5 separate regions of the Homo sapiens genome follow, and regions 1, 2, 3 and 5 are each linked to region 4. Evidence: chromatin contacts called from ENCODE Hi-C or POLR2A ChIA-PET data. All regions are on one chromosome and are shown on one strand. The core of a region is the stretch at or near the end of the contact, and the rest is flanking DNA. Distances in the headings are between cores, read along the strand shown.

Evidence for each region. A loop is a pair of places that touch in the nucleus more often than their neighbours do. ChIA-PET counts read pairs that join two places held with the same protein, here RNA polymerase II (POLR2A). Pooled maps may share reads with other maps.
Region 1: a map of CD8-positive, alpha-beta T cell shows a loop between it and region 4 (13-fold over the local background). The contact joins the promoter of UBE3B here to the promoter of PRDM4 in region 4. A Hi-C loop is called at or near these places in 3 of 168 maps with a recorded cell type or tissue (CD4-positive, alpha-beta T cell, CD8-positive, alpha-beta T cell and naive thymus-derived CD4-positive, alpha-beta T cell) and 7 of 50 pooled maps. POLR2A ChIA-PET finds 5 or more read pairs at or near these places in 1 of 52 experiments (activated naive CD4-positive, alpha-beta T cell).
Region 2: a loop to region 4 is called in a map of CD8-positive, alpha-beta T cell, with 7 times the contacts of the local background. The contact joins the promoter of CKAP4 here to the promoter of PRDM4 in region 4. A Hi-C loop is called at or near these places in 1 of 168 maps with a recorded cell type or tissue (CD8-positive, alpha-beta T cell) and 6 of 50 pooled maps. POLR2A ChIA-PET finds 5 or more read pairs at or near these places in 1 of 52 experiments (activated B cell).
Region 3: a loop to region 4 is called in a map of CD8-positive, alpha-beta T cell, with 11 times the contacts of the local background. The contact joins the promoter of MMAB here to the promoter of PRDM4 in region 4. A Hi-C loop is called at or near these places in 2 of 168 maps with a recorded cell type or tissue (CD8-positive, alpha-beta T cell and naive thymus-derived CD4-positive, alpha-beta T cell), 1 of 37 single-sample maps with no recorded cell type and 8 of 50 pooled maps.
Region 5: a map of CD4-positive, alpha-beta T cell shows a loop between it and region 4 (13-fold over the local background). The contact joins the promoter of FAM222A here to the promoter of PRDM4 in region 4. A Hi-C loop is called at or near these places in 2 of 168 maps with a recorded cell type or tissue (CD4-positive, alpha-beta T cell and CD8-positive, alpha-beta T cell) and 10 of 50 pooled maps. POLR2A ChIA-PET finds 5 or more read pairs at or near these places in 1 of 52 experiments (GM12878).

The regions. Positions count from the first base shown.
Region 1 is chr12:109,475,590-109,480,760 of GRCh38, reverse strand. It overlaps UBE3B (ubiquitin protein ligase E3B), which reads right to left and starts at 3,127. Exons shown (of 28, transcript NM_130466.4): 1 at 2,652-3,127. It overlaps KCTD10 (potassium channel tetramerization domain containing 10), which reads left to right and starts at 3,461. Exons shown (of 7, transcript NM_031954.5): 1 at 3,461-3,501. The coding sequence starts at 3,499. RefSeq lists enhancers at 3,215-3,304, 3,813-4,548.
Region 2 is chr12:106,244,169-106,249,653 of GRCh38, reverse strand. It overlaps CKAP4 (cytoskeleton associated protein 4), which reads left to right and starts at 1,634. Exons shown (of 2, transcript NM_006825.4): 1 at 1,634-2,285. The coding sequence starts at 1,803. LOC124903008 (a long non-coding RNA gene) reads right to left here and starts at 1,382. Exons shown (of 2, transcript XR_007063443.1): 1 at 895-1,382. RefSeq lists silencers at 1,059-1,398, 1,429-1,738, 2,399-2,488.
Region 3 is chr12:109,572,254-109,574,753 of GRCh38, reverse strand. It overlaps MMAB (metabolism of cobalamin associated B), which reads left to right and starts at 1,250. Exons shown (of 9, transcript NM_052845.4): 1 at 1,250-1,407. The coding sequence starts at 1,274. It overlaps MVK (mevalonate kinase), which reads right to left and starts at 960. Exons shown (of 11, transcript NM_000431.4): 1 at 881-960. RefSeq lists silencers at 720-949, 970-1,099 and enhancers at 859-1,358, 1,359-1,860.
Region 4 is chr12:107,756,739-107,762,386 of GRCh38, reverse strand. PRDM4 (PR/SET domain 4) reads left to right here and starts at 1,250. Exons shown (of 12, transcript NM_012406.4): 1 at 1,250-1,430; 2 at 1,616-1,882; 3 at 5,422-5,555. The coding sequence starts at 1,872. PRDM4-AS1 (PRDM4 antisense RNA 1) reads right to left here. Exons shown (of 5, transcript NR_120474.1): 4 at 3,995-4,112; 5 at 2,419-2,615. RefSeq lists silencers at 960-1,539, 1,590-1,699.
Region 5 is chr12:109,711,431-109,716,469 of GRCh38, reverse strand. FAM222A (family with sequence similarity 222 member A) reads right to left here and starts at 2,645. Exons shown (of 3, transcript NM_032829.3): 1 at 1,573-2,645. RefSeq lists silencers at 2,505-2,554, 2,585-2,914 and an enhancer at 3,620-4,183.

The DNA.
Region 1 (5,171 bases), core at 1,878-4,377, 1.7 Mb before region 4:
GCACTGCACAGTGAGGGGCACACGGGCTTTGGGAGTCACACAGAGTTGGAGCCAGTCCCTAGCTCTGCCACATACTATAGGGAGAATGTCTAAGTCTTTTTTTTTTTTTTAAGGCAGGGTCTCGCTCTGTCATCCAAGCTGGAGTGCAGTGGTGCAATCATGGTTCATTGCAGCTTCTACCTCCCAGGCTCAAGCGATTCTCCCACCTCAGCTTCTCAAGTAGCTGGGACCACAGGTACATACCACCACATCTGGCTAGTTTTTAAATTTTTTGTAGAGGTGGGGTCTCGCTATATTGCCCAGGTTGGTGGTCTCAAACTCCTGGGCTCAAGAGATCCTCCTGCCTTGGCCTCCCAAAATGTTAGGATTACAGGTATGAGCCACCACACTGGGCCCTGAGTCTTTCCATCTTCATCTATTAATTGGCTTAGAGGTTGATAATGAGGACTAAATGTGATGATGCTTATCAGGTACCTATGGAGGTACTTGAGTGCACATTGTAGAGTGTATAGTCAGGAAGTCTAACTGGTGTATTATTTTTATAGACACAAGGATTAAAAAAAAAAAAAAACTCTTCAGCAGAGGCTCCCACCTGGACAGTTACTAAGGTTCTCTGGGTAGGAAATAATGCTGGCAGTCTGACATTTCTCACCCATTAACTTTTTTCCTATCTTAAATGCACTAAGATTCACCAGTCCTGTCCCTTGGGCTATGAACTCCTGGCCCTGTTGTTTAGAGTGAGTAACAGATTCAAGCTCCTCAGGACTGCAAAAGAGCAGGGCCCAAGCCACAAGCACAATGATATGCTCCCTCCATGACATGCAGACAGTGCCTCAATGGCAGAGGGTCCATGGAATTAGAAGGGGAAGAGGGAGCCTCTTCCCAAAAGAAAAACAAAGTTGCATGCAAACTGTACCTAAGCACTGTAAGACGATCTTAAAACTTTCACTTCTCCCAGGGGCCCTCCCAGAATAAGAAATTACTCTTATCCCCTTCCTTGAGATTATTATCCCTTCAGCAATGTTATTGGTTGATTTCTGTTCATATCATATAATAGCCTACACTTTACAGTTTTTCTCATCCTTTCCTATATACCTTCTCCACCTGCACAGTGTATACTATAGTTCGTCAATTAATAAAACACACAATCAAGTGTTTATTAAGTACTTATTTTGCTAAATGCCATGGAGAACCAAAGAAAAGGCTGTGCGCAGCAGAAAAAGTCTTGCATCAGAGAAAGCGGGCCTTGGTTCTTTTTAGTACTCCTTCTATCCGACATTTGGCCAAGTTACTTATCCTCTCTAGGCCTCAGTTTCCTTATGTGTAAATCGAGGGTAATAATAGTGTCTATGTCCTAGGGTTGCTGAAAGGATTAAATGCAACATTTATCCTTCTTGTACCTCAATTTAGTCATCACAACATTGTGATTAGGATTAAATGGGAAAATATTAATATAGGATATCTAAAAGCATGTAGCATGTAAGTGAGCTTTATTGTATTGTCCTTAAGAAGCTTGCAATCTAGTTAGGGAAACAAGAATCATATAGGTAGAAAGATTAGAAAATAAGAGGTTGGTGATAACCAAGATCATTTAAAAAAGTAAATGAGTGCCCATTATGTGTCAAGTCCTTTATAAGTGATCTCATCTAATAAGGAGAGGAGTCCTATGAGAAGATCATTCATGATCTCATCTACTCCAGTCTAGACCATTAGTATGTGGCAGAGTCAAGGCTGTAATAACTAAGAGGCAGGATTCAGACTCTTGTCTTACCTCTATATTTCCAAAGCTGAAGCATCATAAATACCAACTGCTGACTAAGCCAAGAGGATTGTCCCTGTGCAGTAGGAAAAGCTGGGCCACCAGGTTTAATGACCACCACCACTTGTTCTGGGCAGACGGTGTATCAGACACTGCACAGATTATTTAACCAACTTGTCTTTTCAACAGCTCTATCAGTTCTCGATAATCTTTGTTTTTTTGAGACGGAGTCTCACTTTGTTGCCCAGGCTGGAGTGCAGCGGCGCGAACTCTGCTCACTGCAACCTCCGCCTCCCAGGTTCAAGTGATTCTCCTGCTTCAGCCTCCCAAGTCGCTGGGATTAAAGGCGCCCGCCACCACGCCCGGCTAATTTTTGTATTTTTAGTAGAGATGCGGTTTCACCATGTTGGCCACGCTGGTCTTGAACTTCTGACCTCAGGTGATCCGCCCGCCTCGGCCTCCCAAAGTGCTAGGATTACAGGCGTGAGCCACCGTGGCCAGCCTCAATAATCTAATTTTTATTTAAAGAATAGGAAACACGACTTAAAGAGACTATTCATATTAACAGCTACTATTTATTGAAAGCTACAGCCTATCTAAGGTGGATGCTTTTGAATCTGAATCCATGTATATCCAAAACAGTTATTTATCACTAAGTAAAACAAACAAGATCCAGGGCTCCCCCGTTCACAGAATGGCCAAGCAAAGAGAAGTTGAGAGTGCAAGATTGCCTGTGGGGGCTAAGCTGGAGTTAAATTACGATCAAGTTTTTCTTTATTCAGAACTAGGTGTCAGGCACGGTACTAAAACGTATTCACACCCTCTGTGAAACCTGCTAATTACTCCATTTACACAGAAGGAAACTGAGGCTCAGAGAGGTGAGGGAACTCACCCAAGGTCACACAGCGAGCGAACAGTATTCGAACTCCAGTTTAGGTGAGTCCTGGGGCCCAGAGTCTTTCCTCGGCATCAACAACCACAGGAACAAATCACCCAGCATTAGTCCGTTTATAAAGGCCTACCGTCCCCAAAGTGAAAAGAGGTGGAAAGGGCCGCGGAAAGAGCCCCTGGAGCACACACGCCAGATCCCAGCACTTGTTCCTCCGACCTGGCCAGGCAGGGACTGTGCCCTAGAGCCAACTCCCTCAAAGTCCCCAGCCCCACCACTCGGAGGACTGACGACCCAGTTCTCCCGCAGGCCGGACCGCAGGCCCTACCGGCCTACCCGCAGGCCGACCTTTATTCGCCGGAGGTCCCCGCACTTGGGGTCGGGGCCGCAGCTGCCACTGTCTCAGCCCAAAACACCCGAGTTCTGCCAGACCCGGGGCAGCAGCCGACGCACTACCGCCATCTTGCCCCGCGGTGTTCGCTTTCAGAACCCCGCCAGGAAGCAAGCATCCAGTTCCGGAAAATGACAGTTCCGCAGAGCTTCTTCGCCCGGGAAGGAAAACTTCCCCACACCTTGCCTCCCCTCTGGCAGCTGAAATAGCGGAGGTGGGATAAATGCCCTCCCCAGCCGAGAAAAGCTGGAACCCACTCCGGCCGGGGAGGCTGGAAAGAAAACTGGCCCCTAGGCGCACAACGGACGGCTTAAGACGTTGCCCTCTGCGGGGCGGAAGTGGGGTGCGGACAGCGGAAGTTATCGCTCCGGCCCCGCCTCCGCCCCCGGCTGGCGTGAGCTGGGTGTTTCCTGCCTCTCTCAGTCCGGGTTTGGAGACTCCTGCGTCCTCCGACTTTTCATGGTAGGGAGGGCGGTGCCCATGGACTAGGGGTTGAGGGCGGCCGAGGGAGCTGGGCAGCAGCAGAGTATAAGAAGGGACCGAGAGGAGGGGGTGTGATGAGGGGCAGTCACGATAGTGGAGAGGCATTTGGGGGATTGGTTAGGGGAAAGGCCCGGGGTGGGGGAAGGGCTTTGGGTGGAGAATTAGGGGCGGGGGTGGTGGTAGGGAGGCTCCCTGGCGGTTAGGAATCCGGGAAGCACATTTGGGCTTGCGGAGTAGATACGTGTGTGCGTGAGGAAGGGGTGTCTCCAAGTGAGTCCTGAGTGCTGGTTGGAGATGGGAGTTGGTGATTGCGAGGAGAACAAAGAGATATCAATTGAAAACGGACATTTGGGGGTGGAAAATGAGGATTTGGAGGATTATGAAGGAGAATGAATGGGCAGGTTATGAGAAGGTGAGGTAGGATTCCTTGGGGCGGAGCGTTTGGCGTTTTGGAGGTTGTGGCTGGAGTCGCTGAGTTTCCAGGAAGTGGGGAAGGGGCTCCCAGGTGCGTCTGAACACACGGCCCAGTGAGGGAAAGAAATCGAGAGAGCCCAGCAGGCTGATGTGCGTTCAGTGCTTGGAATCCTGGGGAGAGATGCCAGGGGCCTGAGGTTAGGATACCTGCGCCACGGAGTTCAGTGCCTCAGCTGGCGCCTGGGTACCTATCTGTAACTTCCATTGAGGCCAGAGGTGACCACGCCTAAGGAGCGGAGGATGTTTCAAGATCTGTCTCTCAGCTGTGGGGTTTGTCTGCTTGGGATCCTCAAGGGTCTGTTCCCTGAGTAGCTCATTGTCCCTGGGTAGAGATGACCAAAGATTGGCCCAGATCTTCTTTCTACTTGCTTGCTTGTTTGTCACGTCCCTGGAAAGTGCAGTCTTAAGGGAAAATCAGTCCCAGTGACGCTGCTGAAGAAAAGTCAGTTATCCTGTAGCTGACGTTGACTAGTCCGCTCCATTTTGTGCAAAATAAGGACCAGCGGATGGGAAGAAGGCAGCATAAACCAGTGGTTCTCAAACTCTGGTCCCACCAGCAGCAACACCTGGTAACTTATTCAAAATGGCTGAAATTTCAAGCCCTGTCAGAGACTACTGAATCAGACATTCTTGGGGTGGAGCCCATCTATCGGTTTTAACAAGCCCTGCAAGGGATTAGACTAATGATTTCTTGATTTGGACTGTGTAATGAAAGGGGCAAAGGAGTTGGGAGTCAGAGGGCTCTTATAGGTGTGATTCCTAGTTTTCTCCCCAAAAAAGTGGGGTTGATGATAAACATCTTTCTCACTAGAACATTGAGAGAAATAGACCAAGAGTTTGTGTATTAAACACAGGGAGAGAATGTCATTTGATGGAAGTTGCAATTGGCGGTAGCTGTCTTATAAGCAAATTTTGGATGTAAAATGCTGCAATTATGTGACTTAGTTTAGTTGAAATGTAACAGCAGACTTTTCTGAGTTGTAGAAATGCCCTCAGTTTGGGAAGGTTTTATACAAGCCTCAATACAGTGTTTCTTAAACTTCTTTGCTGTAGGAATCCCCTGAGGTGATGCTTTGCCTCACATCCCTGGCAACTCTTAGATAAAGCTGGTTAAATACCTTAGCTAGGTGGCAGTAAGCCCTGGTCCCACATCCGAATCCCCCAAAGAGCTTTTT
Region 2 (5,485 bases), core at 385-2,884, 1.5 Mb after region 4:
AAGGAGAAATATAAACTATGGTTGCTTCCAGTCCTCAGGGAGGGGAGACATACCTGGCACACAGTGGGCCCTCAACAAAGGTTTGCTATATTGAACTAACATATATGCCTCTCGTTGCAATTACTTGCTAAGTCCCATGAGAGGTATCAAATGGTGTTATAGGGAAAGCATCATCAAAGAGGTGGCATTTGAACCCTATAGGCTTTAAGGGCAGGGCATGGTTTTGTCTTTGTTTACAGAACTGGGAGGAGGTTACAGACAGAAGAAACAGCATTCCTACTACACACAGTGCCAGGTGCACACAGTGCCAGGCACACATCACTCACCAGAAACTGGGGAAAGCAGTGGAATTGAGTGAGTTCTGTCCCTGCCCCGGCACCAATTAGACTGAGTGAGTGGGCAAGTTGCTTAACTTCCCTGGGCCCCCGTTTCCTTCCCATTCTGAAGTGATTAAGCTGCACAGACTTCAGAAAGAAGCAGACTGAGTGAGGTTCGAATGATGACTATATGTGACCTTGAGCCAATCCGAAGCCGGCTCGCTCAGTCTCAATTTCCTTCCTATAAAATGGGTAAAATAATTTCTACCTCACAGGGCTTTTGTGAGATTTCGAGAACATATGTGAGTCGCTAACCACACAGCCTGGCAATACCAGATTTCCTTTTACAAAAGTAGGGGTGACAACGCTGATCTGCCTCTTTCTGTGTGGCTGCTGCTGCCTCCGCAGCACCCATCCCAGAGGCTGTCAGGAGTAGGGGCCGTGGACAAACTTCATGACCCCGAAAGAGAAAACAGAGCTGAAGGGGCTTCGGGGGGAAAAAGTAAAGAGCTGGCCACAGCAGGCTAACTTGGCTAACGGGGACACTTGGTGAATGCGTCCCCTTGAACAGACTTACCACAGTCGAGAATCTTTGCTAACTCGCATCAACCATGCCTCCCAAGCTGGCTGGATTTTGGACAGCCTTTTTTGTCTCCGCCTTCAAACCCAAGGCAAAGGACAAGGCCCAACCCCATGGCGGGCTGGGAGAGTGAAAGCAGGGGGAGTCCCCCAATTCCCAGCGGAAAGGAAGGGCGATCTGTTCCCACCCGCTGACTCCCACTCCCGGGGCCAGGGCTCCTTGGGCGCCCCCCTTCATTTCTCTCCTCTCCGCACAGGTCGGGAAGGGAGGGGGTCGCGCTTGGCCCGCGGCGCAGGTTCACCCCGGCTTTCGTCCCTCCGACCCCGCCTGGCCGCCCATCCCCGACCCCCGTGGACCCTGCTCGGCCGCCCCGGCTGGGGTCGATCTGGCCCTCCGCCCCCAGCCTGCGTGGAACCCGCCGGGCCGCCAGCCCCACCTCGGCCGCGTCCCCTCCCCTCCGCTCCGCTCTTCTCCCCTCCCCTCGCGGCCACCTCGGTGCCCACCCCGGCCTCCGCAGACCCCGCCGGGACCCCGCCCCGCGCCCAGCCACCCCCGCGCCGGCTTCCCGGCCCCCGTAGACCCCGCCCGGCCCTCCCTCTCCGGGGTCGTGGCGGCGGGGAGGAGGGGCCGCCGGGCCGGCGTGCGTGGCAAGCTCTCCCGGCTCGGCTCGCTCGGCCTCCCTTACCGGGAGGCGGGGTCGGCGCCGCGGCGGCGGAGGCAGGCCCCCTCCTCCCGCCTCCTCGGCCCGGCCTCCTTCCCCGGCCGCGCGTCCTCTCGCCGCTCCGACGCCAGCAGCGCCCGCGTGCCGCTCGCCCAGTCCCGGGGGAGCCCCTGCAAGTTTCCCGGGCCGCGCGCCGCGCTCGCTCGCCTCCCAGCCCGCGGCCCGAGCCGCCGCCGCGCCCGCCATGCCCTCGGCCAAACAAAGGGGCTCCAAGGGCGGCCACGGCGCCGCGAGCCCCTCGGAGAAGGGTGCCCACCCGTCGGGCGGCGCGGATGACGTGGCGAAGAAGCCGCCGCCGGCGCCGCAGCAGCCGCCGCCGCCGCCCGCGCCGCACCCGCAGCAGCACCCGCAGCAGCACCCGCAGAACCAGGCGCACGGCAAGGGCGGCCACCGCGGCGGCGGCGGCGGCGGCGGCAAGTCCTCCTCCTCCTCCTCCGCCTCCGCCGCCGCTGCCGCCGCCGCCGCCTCGTCCTCGGCGTCCTGCTCGCGCAGGCTCGGCAGGGCGCTCAACTTTCTCTTCTACCTCGCCCTGGTGGCGGCGGCCGCTTTCTCGGGCTGGTGCGTCCACCACGTCCTGGAGGAGGTCCAGCAGGTCCGGCGCAGCCACCAGGACTTCTCCCGGCAGAGGGAGGAGCTGGGCCAGGGCTTGCAGGGCGTCGAGCAGAAGGTGGGTACCCCCGGCCCCGCAACTGTCCCCATCGACTGCGGCCTCCGGACCCACGGCCGGGCTCCTTCGTGCTTCCCGACCGGCCCCTAGCGCTGCCTGCCCAGGCCCGGAGGCGGGAGCCGGCCGCTCCTCCTTGGCGGGCCCTGGCCTAGACATCCCACTCCACGCGGCCCCCTAGTTCCGAGGCAGTCCCCAGACCCCCTTTGTTAATGGCTGCGGAGGAATCGGCCCCGAGGGATGGGCCGCCGCGAGGATGCCCAGGCCCGCCTGGCAGGGTGGGCCAAGGGCCTGTCACAGGGCATTAGCGGTGACCTGTAAGGAAGCCGGCAGGCTCCGGGGAGCCCATTCTTTCTGCATTAGGAACCGCTGAATGGGCAGAGCTGTCTGAAAAGGAGGTTGGAAGGGAAGCCAGCGCATCCCTGGAAGCCTCAGGCAAGGCCCCACCTCAGCTCTGCCTGTGGGAGACATCCGAGCGGGGTTTTTAATAGACCCGGAGCTGGCATTCTTACTCATTTGCAGGTCCAAATGAAATACCATCTATCTTTAGGTCCCTTGTCCTGTATTGGACCAGCCTGCCCAGGTGGGCCTTTGACGTAGTCCTACTTCAGCTTTTTTGGGTTTTCTTTTGAGAGGGAGTCTGGCTCTGTCGCCCAGGCTGGAGTGCAGTGGTACGATCTCAGCTCACTGCAACCTCTGCCTCCCAGGTTCCAGCGATTCTCCTGCCTCAGCCTCCTGAGTAGCTGGGATTACAGACATGTGCCACCATACCCAGCTAATTTTTTATTAGTAGTAGAGACAAAGTTTCACCGTATTGGCCAGGCTGGTCTCGAACTTCTGACCTCAAGTGATCCGCCTGCCTCGGCCTCCCAAAGTGCTGGGATTACAGGCGTGAGCCACTGCGCCCGGCCCTACTTCCGCTTTAGGGGAAGAGGAGGGCCAAAAATACTAGATCATACTGGTGAATAATACTTCTAGCCACATTTATATGGTGTTTAGAATGCTTACTCACTCACATATTATCTAATTCTTATAACTACCCTGGGAGGGAGGACTAACAGTTTTGATTTCATTTCCCAGAGCAGAACATTGAGGTTTAGACAGAGGAATGAGTTGACAAAGTCCCCAGCTGGTGAGTGACAGACACACGAGAATGTCTAGGCCACTGCCCTGTTCGTCAAGGGTCCACAGGGGTCCATTTCAGGTATGGATGGACCCAACTCTCAAGGCGAAGGTGCTTAGCTTCCACCCTTCTGTGGTTTTTCCATACCAAGTACAGCCCCTTTGATCTTATTCGCCCTCCACTATGTCATTGCTCAATGAAAGTTGGTTGCAAGACTGAAACAAAAAATCCCGCCACTTCTGATCCCGGAGCCACTGCCTCCTTTTCCCAGCATGCTGTCTGTCCTGCCAAGTTGCTCTCTGCTTTTGTTGAGTGTGCAGGACCAGGAATTTCCTCTTAAGACTGGCAGAGCACGGCCGGGCGTGGTGGCTCACGCCTGTAATCCCGGCACTGTAGGAGGCCGAGGCGGGCGGATCACCTGAGGTCAGAAGTTTGAGAGCAGCCTGGCCAACATGGTGAAACCCTGTGTCTACTAAAAATACAAAAATTAGCGGGGTGTGGTGGCACATGCCTGTAGTCCCAGCTACTCAGGAGGTTGAGGCAGGAGAATTGCTTGAACCCGGGAGGTGGAGGTTGCAGTGAGCGGAAATCCTGCCAGTGCACCCCAGCCGGGGCAACAGAGTGAGACTCCGTCTCAAAAAAAAAAAAAAAAAAAAAAAAGACTGGCAGAGCAACTGGAATGAGTCAGCCTGCTAAACGCTGCAGGCCAAGGGAGGTGACTTTTCTAAGGGAATTAAGTAGGCAGTGCTGCTTTGCCTATCCTGAATGTCAAACCATTCTTAAAAAATAGACATACTGCTGGAGTATAATGACTAGCCTCTGTTTCTTCTCTTTCATCCTCCTACTTACTAGTCAATCATAATATTTATTAAAGTCTGACAGTTGCATGGCTCTGTGTAGGCTTTGTGGGAGGGTATGAAGGAGCAAAAGACACGAATCACTTGTGCAGCGCATAAGGAGGTGTCAGTTGAGGGTAACTCCTGTGAAAGTTCAGAAGAGGGAGGGTGTGGAATTTCGCCTGTATCCCGGTGGCCAGGGTAGTGCCAGCCATCTAGCTGGTGATCGATAAATGTTGAGAGAAGGACTGTGATGAACACCGTGGCAGGGGCACTATTTTGAGCATGTTTGAGAGAGAGGAGGTGGCTACCCTGCCAATGGCAGAGTCACATGTAGGAAATTGTGAGAGAGGGTGGGTTGGAAGTTGAGGCCAAAATAGGGAAGGTCTTGAATCCAGGTTAATTCTCTGTGCTTCTCCCTGCCCCTCACTTAGTCCCTTCTTTTTGCTTCTCACCCCTTCTCCATCACAGCTATGTATATAGATCACTTTCTTCTTTGGGGCTCAGTTTTCCCACCCACACAATGAGAAGAGGGCTCCATCCAGACTTTTAAGAATCCTCATGGCTCTAAAATAATTGAAATAGTGACTTCTCTGTTTTTTATTTCATATTTTATATTTCGTAGAGACAGGGTCTCACTCTGTCACCAGGCTGGAGCGTAGTGGTGTGATCATAGCTCACTGCAGCCTTGAACTCCTGGCCTCAAGTGTTCCTCTTGCCTCAGCCTCACAAGTAGCTGGGACCACAGGCATGCACAAGCACGTCCAGCTATTTATTTATTTTTAAAATTTTTGGTAGAGACAGGGTCTTGCTGTGTTGCTCAGGCTGGTCTCAAACTCCTGGGCTCAAGCAGTCCTCCTGCCTTGGCCTCTCAAAGTGCTGGGATTACAGATGTGAGCCACTGCGCCTGGCTGACCACTTTTCTTTTAATTTAGTAGTGTAATCAAACTATAATTTAATGTGTCATATTTATGGTGCACTTATTACGTGCCAGGCACTATGCAAAGCATTTGAAAATGCATCATCTGCTGACTCTCACAACAACCCCAAGAGGTAAGTACTATTATCAGCCCTCTTTGACAGATGAGAAAAGTGAGAGGCTAAGTAACTGAGCGGTGATATAGCTAGTTAGTGGCTGGGCTAGGATCCAAACTGTTGTCTAACTCCTGGAACACTATTAACCACTCCACTATTTAGCCTAGTACATAGTAGGTGCCCAATAAATGTTCCATTGACTTGAGACT
Region 3 (2,500 bases), core at 1-2,500, 1.8 Mb before region 4:
GAAGAGATCTTAGAACACCTAGTTCAAGCCCATCATAATAACAAAAAAGGTAGTTACCGTCCAGCACTTGCTACGTACCAGAAAGGCAATGCAGGAGTCAACTGGACACATCCAACAGATCTGGGTTCAAATGCCAGCTCTTCCACTCCCCAGTGATGTCATCTTAGTTAACTCACTTAAATGGCTAAGAACCTCGGTTTCCCCACACGTTATATGGAGAGAAAATAACCGTACCTACCTCGGTGGATGTTAGGAAGGTTAAATTAACGCAAGGGAAACACTTGGCGGTGTCTGGCACCTACTAATCATTCAATTACTGAGAGCTACTTATTACTGGCTCTGTTCTTCGTTTCAGCTTTTACAACTACTACTATTAAAGGTAGAAATTACATGAAATCATGGAGCAGAAAGAACTCTTTGCTGGACATTTAGGCTGTTTCCAATGTGTCACAATTATAAACAAGGCTGCAGAAAACACCCAGTACGCCTCGTTTTGCACACTTAAATGAGTATTTCTGCAGGACAGAGTCCTAGAAAGGAGCTTGCAGGGTCTATAGGTGTGTGCAATTTACACTTTTATACATAACGCAAAATTATCCTCCGCTTAAGGCTTTACGTAGATTACCTTACGCTAAGATTCAGGTGTACTATGAGCTAAGTACTATCGTGATCCCCATTTCTTAGAAAAACTGAGGCTCAGAGCGGGGAATCCCCTTGCTTGTCAAGCTCAAAATCACGACTGTCAGATTGAGGTCGCCGATCCCTCGGGGCAAGACTCTCAGAGCTGGGTAAACTGAGCCACAGAAGCTGGACGCCTGGCTCAGCGTCGTCCTGGGTCTAGGACCTCGCGCCGCCCGGCCGCCCGACCCCGGCCTCTCACCTGCCGCCGCCGCCGCCTCCCCGGCCGCCGCCCCTCCGCGCCGAAGCCGGAGCAGCTCCCCAACTCCCACAACCCAGAGCGCCCGTGCCTCAAGGGGAGGAGGCGTTGTACTTCAGGCCAGCCAATCAGAGCGCGCGAGCCCGGAGTACCTTTACCAATAGGCTTGAACATTGGTCAATAGGTGTTGCAGCCAAGCCGACACGGGTTTTCCCGCCCCGCTCCTTCCGTTAAACCAATGGGAAACAAGTCCCTGGGAGTGTCCCGCCCTGGGGTGAGAACTGCGAACCAATAAAAATTGAAACCTGAGCGGTGGCGCGGCCAGCTGTGGGTGGAGTCACCCCGCGGACTGGACGGGAACCTGGCGGGGTCAGGTCCCGTCAAGCAGCCTGGCTCATGGCTGTGTGCGGCCTGGGGAGCCGTCTTGGCCTGGGGAGCCGTCTTGGCCTGCGCGGGTGCTTCGGCGCCGCCAGGCTCCTGTATCCCCGTTTCCAGAGCCGCGGCCCTCAGGGCGTGGAAGACGGGGACAGGTGAGTGGCTGGCGGGAAGGGCAACTCGAACACCTGCCGTGAATCGTGGTGTCGTCGCCATGGGTACGTCACACCGCCGTGAGGTCACCGCGGCAACCGTCAGGTGACGTCTCCACGCTGTTCTGACGTCACCATGGCAACGTGGGCCACGTGGGCGCCAGAGACCAGGTAGTCTTTGCCTAAGTCCCAATGAAGTCCCGCTATCATCGGGCAGGGCAGGGCATATCCCATGTGGGCCAGGAGGGCTCTCGACTCAGATTGTGACCAATCTCCAAAGCAGTTTATTCCCCAGGTCCCAGATACACCAGCACCTTCTAAAGATGGCTTTCCTCATATTCCTTGAAACTTGCACCTCAACCCAGACCTCAGAACCTCTAGAGTACCGTGGATTAATAATGGATTAATTTAGTTCACAGATCCAGGAAATTAACCTTCGAATGGGCTTGTAATGTCACATTTTAATTTTGAGCTATGTCCTTGAGTTGTTTACATTGTTTTTTGAAAATGCCACTTTTTGAGCTGTATTTTGGCAATTCTTCATCTCTGAGTACACTCGAAGCCTCATACTATGGAAGTGGCTCAGGTTTCTTTTCCTGCAAGAGGCCCTGAGTTGGTGGAGTATAAGATAAAAATTTGGGTAGGATAGAGTTAAGAGTCCTAGCTACTTGGGAGGCTGAGGCAGAGGATCACTTGAGCTCAGGAGTTCAAGGCTGCAGTGAGCTATGATCATGCCACTGCACTGCATTCCAGCTTAGGCAACAGAGCAAGACCCTGTCTGTGAACAAAATAATCATAGGCCAGATACGGTGGCTCACGCCTGTAATCACAACACTTTGGGAGTTTGAGGCAGGAGTATTGCTTGAGCTCAGGAGTTCAAAACCAGCCTGAGCAACATGGTGAAACCCGTCTCTACCAAAAAAAAAAAAAAAAAAAAATTAGCTGGGTGTGGTGGTATACACCCGTGCTCCCAGCTGCTCGGGAGGCTGAGGTGGGAGGATTGTTTGAGCCTGGGAGGCAGAGGTTGCAGTGAGCCTAGATCGTGCAACTGCATTTCAGCCTGGGTGACAGAGTGAGACCCCATCTCAAAATAATA
Region 4 (5,648 bases), core at 1-2,500:
TTTTTGCCTTTATTTTCCTCTGTAAGTATTATGGTTTTAGCTCTTACATTTATGTGACCTGATTTTTATGTTCACCTCTCAACTTAATAAAATTGTTCCAAAAGAACAGACATCCAAACCCAAACCTAGTGAAAGCATTCGGCCGGTAATAAGATACATCATCATTCTCTAGGCTCCAGATTTGAAGTGGCATTTCAGGGAATACTGTCTCTCAGTTGAGATGATGACCTTCTTGATTTAGATTTCTATTTGTTGTCAACAGAGAGCAAAACCAATGTGACCTGCCTGCCAATGTTCAGTGAAGTTTCCTCATCTGGAATGTGCTTTCCCCCCATGAGAAGTAAACGAAGGGAAACATTATGGGGGTTGACACCCCTCCCAGCTCTCGTCCAAAAGGTTGCATGTGCCTCTACCCTTTCACATTAGACTGAATTTTCAAAATTCATCAGTTCCCACTAGACTGCAGGCAGGTGAAGGTCAGGGCTTGTGCCTTGCTCTGTATCCCTAGGTTTGAGATGTAATTCAACAGACGCTTTGTGAATGACAGGAAGAATTCCTGGGTCTGCTGTTCTGCTGGTGTAAGGGAGCCACCAGGCAGTGTGGTGTAATTTCAACGTCTACTGCTCAGGAGCTTGGGACCACCTTCCTTTAAAGCCATCTCGGTACTCCTAGCGTTAGGCACAGTGCCTGGCGCGCAGTAGAGAACTGAGGGCAGAGAAAAGGGGAAGGAAATTTTGTTTAAAATCCCAAACCCCAGCATTTACGACGGGAAGCAGGGAAACTGGGCAGCCTTCAGGTGTAGCAGACGGCCGAAAATATTCAGGATAGAATCCCAATTCCTCCTGGGCAGCAGAGGCAACCCTCGGGGCCAAATCCCATACTTCGAATTTTGGGGGCTTTGTGTGGACCCATGCTTCTCTAGTAGGGGAATGTCATGAAGACGAAATCCTGAGTCTGCGGGATTTAGGGGATTCAAAACTCAATCCCTGCAGGAACAGCAGCCCTGGTCGCCTAGCAACCATGGGCCGATCGCTCGGCGCTCGATTCTACCCGGCCGGATGGAGACGCGGAACTCCCGGCCGAGCCTCTCGCGGCCAGTGCCTCTGCCGTGCGCACGCGCGGAGGGGCCTGGGCTGGGAGAAGGGCGACGCGGTGCGCGGGCGCCGCTTGCGGGCCGCGGCGGGGAGGGCGCACGCACGAGGGGCGGAGCGGCGGGCGCTGAGAGTGGCTGAGGATCCGGAAACGCGCCGCAGAGGGTGCGGCCCAGAGGAGGCCGCGGGCCGGGAAGGGCCGGGCGGGACGGGAAACGTTAGGGCAGCGGCCCCCGGGGTGAGGGGGCCGAGCGGACGGGCAGGGCCCCGAGGCGAACTCTGCCCGGATGAGGAACAAAGCAGTGGGGCAGGCGCGTGCGCCCCCAGCGCAGCTGGCAGGTGGGCTGCGCGCGGGCCCGGCCGGAGCGGGGCGGGGCGCGGCGGCCCGGCCTGCGGGCCGCGGGCGGGCTAATCCACAGCCCTTGGGTGGCGGTGTCGGCAGCGCCTGGGGCTTTCGGGTAGCTGGGATGGGGGCTGCGACCTTGTTGTGGTTTTGGTGACCGCTCTTGTCCCCACTCCCCCAGGTTGGGCAGCCCCCTTCCCGAAGCTTCTGGACGGAAGGCCCCAGGTGTTCCCCGAGATGCCCCAACCCGTGGCGGGGTGCACGGCCACCGGCCCTCGGGAGAAGTTGGGCGGCCCCGGGCGACCCCGGGGACGAGTGGCCGCGTCGGTGCAGCGGTTGTGAGCAAGATGTGGTAGCACGTGACCCTGGAACGCAAACCCTGATGCCTGTTCCCCACCACCCGAGCGCTCCTTTCTCTGATATTTGGCCCCAAGCCGATGCATCACAGGTGAGTAGGGAGGTGGGCTTCAGCACTGGTGACATCGTTGGAAACTCTGGCGAGTGAGTGTCCAGGGTCAGTGCCGTTGTTTTTGGTGCCATTGAGAAGGTTACAGGTGTGATTTGCAAAGGAAACAAATCCAGAAACTAGTGTTGGGTGGAATGTAATCTCATGCATCCTAATTTACTCCACATGTGGAAAGTTGTTCCCAGTAGCCACACGTTTATTGTTGGCTTGTTGACACCTTTTCCTGTGTCTTTCAGTTATTTGAGCGTTTAATATATTTTTCCGGATTCCAACGTGTATTGTTATCTTATTATGCTTCACCTTGAGTTTTGCTGGTATGGCAGGGACGATAGTGAGGGAATTAAGTTCTTAATTCTGCAAGCTTCATGCTGATGTTTAAGTACAGAAGCAGGCCACAGAAATTGTTGCATTTGGCTGTTTTTTCAAGGCCCTTTCAAAGGCCGTATGTTTAGAATAAGGAAGATAAGGCACAAATTCATTGAAATTATTGAAGCCCCACTGCATTTTTCAAAGTGGCTGCATTTCAGTTAGTTTATTATATTTTATGCGAAGAAAAAGGTGTAAAATCAGCAACTGGCAGATGGTTGCATAGGTCAGTTAGAAACACACACATAAACTGTAGAACTGTGTAGGAAATTATTTTACCCTAAATGAGTAGGGAAGATAGAGCTTAGTATCTTGATTCTTGCCTTCTTCCGGGATTGCTTCTTAGAATCTCATAGGAGAAAGAAAATGAGAATAGAACTGCATTTTAGAATGAGAAAGTCTTATGAGGATCATATTGTACATTCCCTTCATCTGCCTTCTCTCTGTGGGATACTCATTACCTTTGGTTTATGGCTGCTGAGGTCATCACGTTTTAGTGACTCACAACAAAGCAGAAATCTGCTGAGCCTCTCGCATTAAACTCTGGTTTGAACTGGTTTGAGAAGGCCTAGGAGTCAACCTAGAAACACCATGCTGATTTTTATCTTGAAATTAAATAAATATTCAGGAATTTTCAGAATGAGAGTTGAAGGTGCAGACTTGTAGTTGTACTTTTAAAAAAATATTGTAACCAATTTGTTAAGTAGGCTGTTACAGCTGTAGTGATTGTAGTGTTTTAATTATGGTTGTAGCTATAAAGAGTTAGGGAAAAGTCTGTTTTAAACCAACTCAAGCCCAGCAACTTTCAAAATTAAGGTAGATATGTTTTCTTTAGGCTACAGGGATTTTTTGCTTTTTTTGTTTTTAAGACACAGTCTCACTCTGTCACCCCAGCTGGCGTGTAGAGGTACAGGCAGAGCTCACTGTAGCCCCGACCTCCCCACTTCAGCCTCCCCTGTAGTTGGAACCACAAGCACGAACCACCATGCCTGGCTAAGTTAAAAAAAATGTTTAGTAGAGACAGGGGTCTCACTGTGTTGCCTAGGGACGTCTCCAAGTCCTGGGCTCAAGCGATCCTTCTGCCTTGGCCTCCCAAAGTGTGGGATTACAGGTGTAAATCACCACACCTGGGCTGCTTTATTTTATAGCATAATAAAAACTGTTATTAGCATGCTGTTCTTCATAAGGTGTACCTCATTTGCCAGGTGCTTCTAGCTGTCTTTCTGGTAAGGGTGATGAGTTTGCATAGCTCCATCCGATAAAATAAGAAAATTCAGAATGTCTGTTCTATACAAGGTACTAGGTTGGCCTTTTACATTTTATTGATGTCTTAGAGCTTAGTTTTATGGGATCCATGGCCAGGGATAAGGGTGAAACCTAATAATGCAAGAAACAGGTCTATGTGGAACTTTAAATATACGCCACAATATAAGTAGATAGGCCCTAATGTATTGCAACTGTGTAAAAGGCAATATAGTTCTTTTATTGTAATTGTCTTTTTCTTACTATAGTTAAGAGCTTTGGTTTCTTAAATTAGTTCTGAATTTAAATCCCAGCTCTCCTTACTGGTTATGTGATTCTGGGTTAAGTTTCCTAGCATCATTGAATCTTAAGTTTCCTCATCTTTAAAGTGGGATTAAGAATAATACCTACCTCCAGCCTGGGCAACATAGGGAGACCCCATCTCTGCAAAATAAAAACAAATTAGCCAGGCATGGTGGCACTTGCCTGTGGTCCCAGCTGCTTGGGGGCTGAGGTGGGAAGATCTCATGAGCCTAGGAGGTAGAGGCAGCAGTCAGCTGTGATCACGCCACTGCACTCCAGCTTGCAGCTACTGAGCAAGACCCTGTCTCAAAAACAAAAAAAAAAAAAAAAAAAAAAAGAAGATTAAGAGAGATAGTTACATATAAATCACTTAGCCCAATACATAGCACATGGTAAGGGAGCCATAAATTTTAGCTATTATTATTTTCAGGTTGATTGATAAAATGGCATTGCCATTTTTCAGAATTAAAAACCTATTTAGATTTGATTTCACTGCTAAGGAATATGTAACCTCATTTGATTCCTCTTCTCTGCTTCACCCCCTCCCATACGCAGAGAATAAAGCCCAGTGTAAGGACTGGAGGTCATTAGAGAGCCCCTTTTGGGTAACCTGTTGGCTAGCCTAGTGGTTCTGTAATGTTTATAGTATGGCAGTCTCTAAATTATGATATAAGAACTAATACTTTTTGATAACAACCTTCAGTGCTGTTTTATTCAAATCAGTATTACTCTTATTCGAAAGACATTTGTAATGGCAGTGCAAGATGGTTTGCATAGAAAAGGTGATTCCTAGGTTCTTCACCTTGCCAAAAATAGTCTGTAGTTAAAAAAAAAGTTTGGTGCAGTTAAAAAAAAGTTTGGTGCAATGAAAAACTTTTTGGCAGTGTTTTGCAGTTTGATCTGTGATCTTTCACTTAATAGCTATGTGATTTGGGGCATATGACATGGCCTCTCTGAGCCATAGTTCCCTCATCTATCTTACGTTGCAGTATTGGTGTGAGGATTTGAAGTCATTTTAAGTGAAGTGGTAGCAAAGCTTACATAATGACCCTCAATATTTGGAGGACATTAATATACTGATACAGAATCTTAGTAAACTGTTGCTGAATGGGGAAAATACGATGCTTTTCACATCATCGATAATCTGGATCTTTAACTCCTATTAAAAATGATTAGTAAAATTTACTTGAGTAGGTTAAAATGCGCTGCCTAAAACACTACTGGTTTGAAATAATAAGCCATTTGGAGAAAAATAAATATTATAAAAGATGAAGCTTGAGTGATTTAAAAAAAAACTGTCATTGCCATTGTGCTCTAAGAATTGCAGACTTTGCTTTAGATGGTGTGCCTAGAGTTTCGAACAAGGCAGAATTCAAATCCTATTTCTGCTATGTGACATTGAATTGAGTTTTTAATGTCTCAATCTCAGTTTTCTTATCAGTAGAAAGAATATGGCACTAGCTATCTAAGAGAATTGTTGAGCGTAAAAGTGAACTAATAGTTGGCCAAGTCCCATTTCCCCATCCCCACTGTTTCAGTTTCTTCAGTATCTTAATACAGAGTCATTGGAGTAAATTTTTGCATAACTAGTTGTGTGTGCTCTTTTCTAGGATGAATGAAATGAACCTGAGTCCAGTGGGGATGGAGCAGCTGACTTCATCCTCTGTGAGCAATGCCTTGCCAGTCTCAGGAAGTCACCTGGGATTGGCTGCCTCACCCACTCACAGTGCCATCCCTGCCCCAGGTGAGTGGTAAGGGAGACCTACTGCATTTCAACACTTAACTCTGTTATCAATTCTAAATGGAGTCTAGAAGAGATCAGAGCCCCTTTAAGGGT
Region 5 (5,039 bases), core at 1,396-3,895, 2.0 Mb before region 4:
GTTAATCTAGCTAGAGAGCTTGGTAGAAGAGCAGGGAAAATGCTCGCTGCATAGACTGGGGCCTGGCTTCTCCTAATGACCCGAACACACACTTTCTCTGCTCTTACCCCGCCCCACGCTGCTGAGGCAATGACAGTTTTCGAACCTTTTCCTAGAAATGTGATCACAGCAGTTTCACCAGCACCCGACACTGGCAATAATTGCTGGAAGGGACCTAGACGAATCCCAGAGCCAGCAGCAGGATGCTTGCTGGGGGTTCTCTGGGCCTTTGCAGGGAAGCGTGCCAGTACTGGGGTGTGTGTTGGTTGGGGGTGCCCTGACAGAGACACAGTTTATTCAGACCTTGGCACTGATGGGCCTCACTTGCCCGCCATTCACTTAAGCAGCCTCACAATATGCTCGTTGAAATCCTCTTAAACACCAGAAGGAGCAGGGGGCAATCAGGAGTTCCAGGTTGGCCAAGGCCCCTGACCTTGGGGTAGAACAGCATGGGGAGCCCCTGGACTAGGGGTGCAGCAGGCAGCAGCTCCTCTGCACCTTCCTTGGCTGGGGGAGGGGCACCCACATTTTCCCCAGCAGAAGTAGCCTATTGGAGGGCCGGAGGCCCACATCTCTCTGGGGACCCTGGGAACTTCAGCCTGCCAGCTGGGTACATGGTGGGGTTCAGGGAGGTCTCTTCTATAGCATCTCTTTTCAAAACAGAAAGTTGCTCTGTCTGGGAGGCCTGAGCCCCGAGGCACAGGCCAGGCTACATGGGCAAAGCTCTGAACACCTGTCCTTGCGGGGAGGAGCATCAACAGGGACAGCTGGCACTGCCTCCCTCCCCCACCTTATGGGGCGCTAAGGATTTAGGTCAGAGGACTGCAATGGTAGGGGTGGGGGGAGTCCGCCTTCACCCCTCCACTACCCAAAGGCATCCAGCCCCGCCCCTTGTTACCACGACCCCGCCCCCTCCGGCCTTGGGTCAAGGCAAGTGGTGTTGCCACGGCAACCCCAGTGACATCAGAGGCTAAGGTTTGACGTCATGTCGTGCCCCCACTGGGGAACCTACCGTCCCTGCGAGTTATTTGTGGGAACGTGGTTTGAACGAGGGCTCTAAGGTCTAGCCCCATGGGGCACAATTCTCAAACGTGGCCACCTGCGTTTCTGGAACCCCAAATCCCCCTCTGAGGTGATTTCCCTTGAAGATCTCAGAGGCTGCTCGGGAGACCCTCAACGTTTTCCCATCCTGGGTGCCCCCCACCCCCCAGCCCTTCCAAGACACTGGAGTTCCCGGGGAATTTTCGGATGACACAGCCAATACCTTTGTTAGCTTTACGGGTGGGGTGACCTTTCCTCTCTGGCAACCAACCCGCCCAGGGTCCCGCGGAATCCGAATGGGCCCCCCAACCTCCACTCCCATCGGCTGGCCCATCTGAACAAGTTGTGTTTGGAGGGAGGAAAGGGGCGGACAAGGGTTATCTCTGCTTCAGGACCCCCAACAGCCTAGGACCCCTTCTGTCCAATCCTGGCTGCCCGGACGCCAGGGGGTGCCCCCAGCTCCAGCGCAGAACCCCGCCCCGCACAACTCACCGGATCAGCCAGGCCGTCGAAGGGCACCAGGTCTCAGCTACCACGACGCTCCGCTCGACGGGTCGCAGCCATGCAGGAGTGGCAGAGGCTGCCTGACGAAGCCCTCCTTGGGGGTCGATGCCTCTCTCCGGGTGGGAAGGGGCGCTGTCGGTGAGGGCTATCCTGGCGCCGGCCTGCGCCGTCCGAAGTCGGGGGGGAGGGGAGGTCTCCGTTCAGCAGGGGTCACGCCCGCCCCGGACGGGGGCCGCGCGGGCGCTCAGGCGACGCATCTTCGCCGGGGCCCGTGATCGCCACGTCCGGCGGGCGGCGCTGCGCCTCCCCTCGGGGCCCCGCTCAAGGCTGCAGCTCGGCCCGCGCCGCTCCCAGGGCGCCCTCTCCGCCCGCGCTGGGAGCCCGGCGGCCGCGGCCCCTTTCGCCAGCCCCAGCTGCAGCCTGTCTTTGTTGCTTCCTCTCGCTCGCCCGCCCGCCCGCGGCTTGCAGCCCCCGGGTTCGCCCCGAGGTGGAGGGATTGTCTCCTTCGGGGGTTGCACGCACCCGCAGCGGCCCCGGCTCCTCGCCGGACATACACCGGCCCCTGCAGGTTGCAAAGAACAGCGGCGAGAATGCACCGGCCCCTCCTCCTCCTGCTCTGAGCCCCGGGTGTGGGGGGAGGGGAAGCCGGCGAACAGCGGCGGCGGCAGCGGCGGCGGCGGCGGCAGCGGGCGACGCAAGCTCGGATGCAGCCTCGGGGGCCTCGGCGCTGAGAAACAGCCGATCCCAGTGGCGCAGGACGGACACGAGGACGGCCCGGGGGACTGTGCACCGGGTGTGCGAGCTCGCAAGCCGCAGCAGGGGCCGCGCGCGCTGGGCTCTCACGCGCCCATGGCCCCGGGCGGCGCGCGGGGGCTCCCGGGGCCGCAGCCTCGCGCCGTCTGGCGCGCGCCGGCGCCTCGCCTGGTCTCAGGCCCGGGTGCCGCGCGCCGCGCCCCACAGGCGCCGGGCCCGGCTGTCCGCCTCCCCCGGCCGGCGCGCGCAGCCTCTCCGCGGAGCAGCCGGCCAGGCAGTCCTGCCCGCTGCTCCGCTCTGGCCCGACTGACAGGCGCGAGCGCCGGCAGCAGCCCCCGCGTCTCGTCCCCCGCCCGCCCCCCGCGGCCCAGCCCAATCAGCGGCGGCTGAGAGGCGGTTACCAGGGTGACGCGGCACCGCGTCCTGCGAGGGGCGGAGCCGGGGGCCGCCACGCGCGCTTTTCGCGGCAAAATTCAAAGGCCGGCAGGGCGGCTCTCCAACCTCCTCCCCCAAGCAGGGACGAGGCGGAACTTGCCTCGCGAGGACTGCAACTCCCGGCATGCTGCGCGCCGGCGCCGGGTGGAGGGGCCCCGACTGGGGGCGCAGGGCGTGCTGGTTTTTGTAGTCCCACTAGGGGTGGCAAAACCAGTGTCATTTACTGATCACATATTTGGGACAAGGCACTGTATAAGTGCATTATCGGCATTATTTCATTTAATCTTGGCAAAAACCAACCTCATGAGGAATTTGTTAAAAATAACAACTATAGCTAACACTTATGTAGCAAAGTATTTTATCTAATCCTCACAACACCGTGTGAGTGGGTATTACTATCACCCCCATTTTACAGATGAGAAAACTGATACGGTAGGTACTATTATTATACTTCCAACTTACAGAGGAAACTGAGGTAAGGAGATGTGAAGTGACATGGTCCTGGATGTTTTTGTCCTAAGGCTTATTTTTGGCAGCGATGTGTTTTTGGCATCACAGTTGTGATCTGTGGAGCGCTAACTATATAACCCAGCACAGCGCTGAGCAATTTGCAAGCTACACCTTCTAGACGTACCCCACGCCCACAGGAGACAGGCACTAGCCTACTCCCCCACTTAATAGATAGGGAAACTGAGGCATAGTTTCACATCAACCTGGGGTTCAAATATGAATCTATCAAACTATACTGTGCTTTCCCTTTTACTTTTAAAGAAGCTTCCTGGGTTCTCACAGCCCATGGGCGGCCCGTCTAGCAGTCTCATTTACAGATGGGGAAATTGAGTCCTGGGTGGGGCAGTTCCCTCAGTTGCTGTGTGTCCATCACACAGCACTGTAGGAAGCCAGCTTTCCGGGATAATAACAAAGATCCCCACAGAAATGCAGAGCAGCAGTCAGACCCCCCACCCCTCAGGCTATGCCCGTGTGATACCTGGAGTCCCACCGAAACTGGGTGGGATTGCAGCCCTGCCCTTGCTGGTTGTTGGTCTTGGCCATTTACCTTCACGGGTCTGCGCCTCAGTTTCTTGTCTGTGAAATGGGGGGCATCATAATTCCTACCTTACAGCGTAGATTTGAGGGCAAAATGAATTCTTGCATGTAAAGGACTCAAAACACACATTAAGTGCTCAATAAATGCCCTCTGTACTCACCCGGGCTGGAGGGCTTTGGAGACCCTGGGGAGCGTATCCAGCGGACGGGCTGATTATAGACGGGCCCTAGCCTACTTCCAGGAGCCAACCCACCCCGCCGGGAGAGGCGCCCGCGGCGGACCTCCAGGGCCGGCCCAAGTGGGTCACCCGCCGCCTTATCTAGGACAGGAGCTGGCCCTGTTTCAGGCCTCTAAGCGGCTGCTCGGCGCGCTGTTCCCAGCAGCTCCGCTCTATTTCTCCGCGGCCGCCCCCATCTCCTCCCCTTCCCTCCCCAGGCTGAAGGTGGGGGTGGGGATTTACCTGGAAATGTGTTATGCCTCCAGCTGCTTCCCGCTCGGGCCAGCAGCCAGGGCTGCGGGGACGTCAGGGAGGGCGGCCGGGGCGACTGGATGGGTGGACCCAGCGTGTGGACAGGTGGGGAGACCAGACTTCAGCTGAGGACAGGGCGAGGGACAGTAACAAGCAAACCCTGGGAAATGAGAGAGATCGCGAAGAGGAGAAGAAGGCAGCAGTTCGCACCACAGCCTGTCAAAAGTTTGGGATTTTTTTCATTGTAGGTCACCATGACTTCACACCTACTGTGTGTCAGGCATGGGCTCACTGCTATTTATCTCACATAACTCCTTTTACCCTCGCAGAAACCCTATAAGGTATATACGATCACTATGCACATCCTACAGCAGAGGAAGGCCACATGACTTACCCAAGGTCACACAAATGACAGAACCAAAGTCCAGAGCCCTGACGTTGATTTATTGCACCTTGTGGCAGCCACTGTCTGACCGTGTGCAACCTTGAGGGGAGTTTCTTCTCTTCTCTGGACCTCAGTTTCCCCTGCCATGAAATGGAGGGTAGGACCCAAACCCCAGCCCTACCAATCAGACTCTCCTTGGTGGGACAGCAGTTTCCAAAGCTCCTATGTGGTTCCTGATACAGCCAGGGCTGACAACCCCAGGTCGAGAAGATCTCAAAAGACCCCTCCATCTCTGAAGTTCTATGAGTCCACGATGTGCTCATGGTGGAATTTCCGACAGCAGCAGGCTCCAAGGCAGCTGTCCA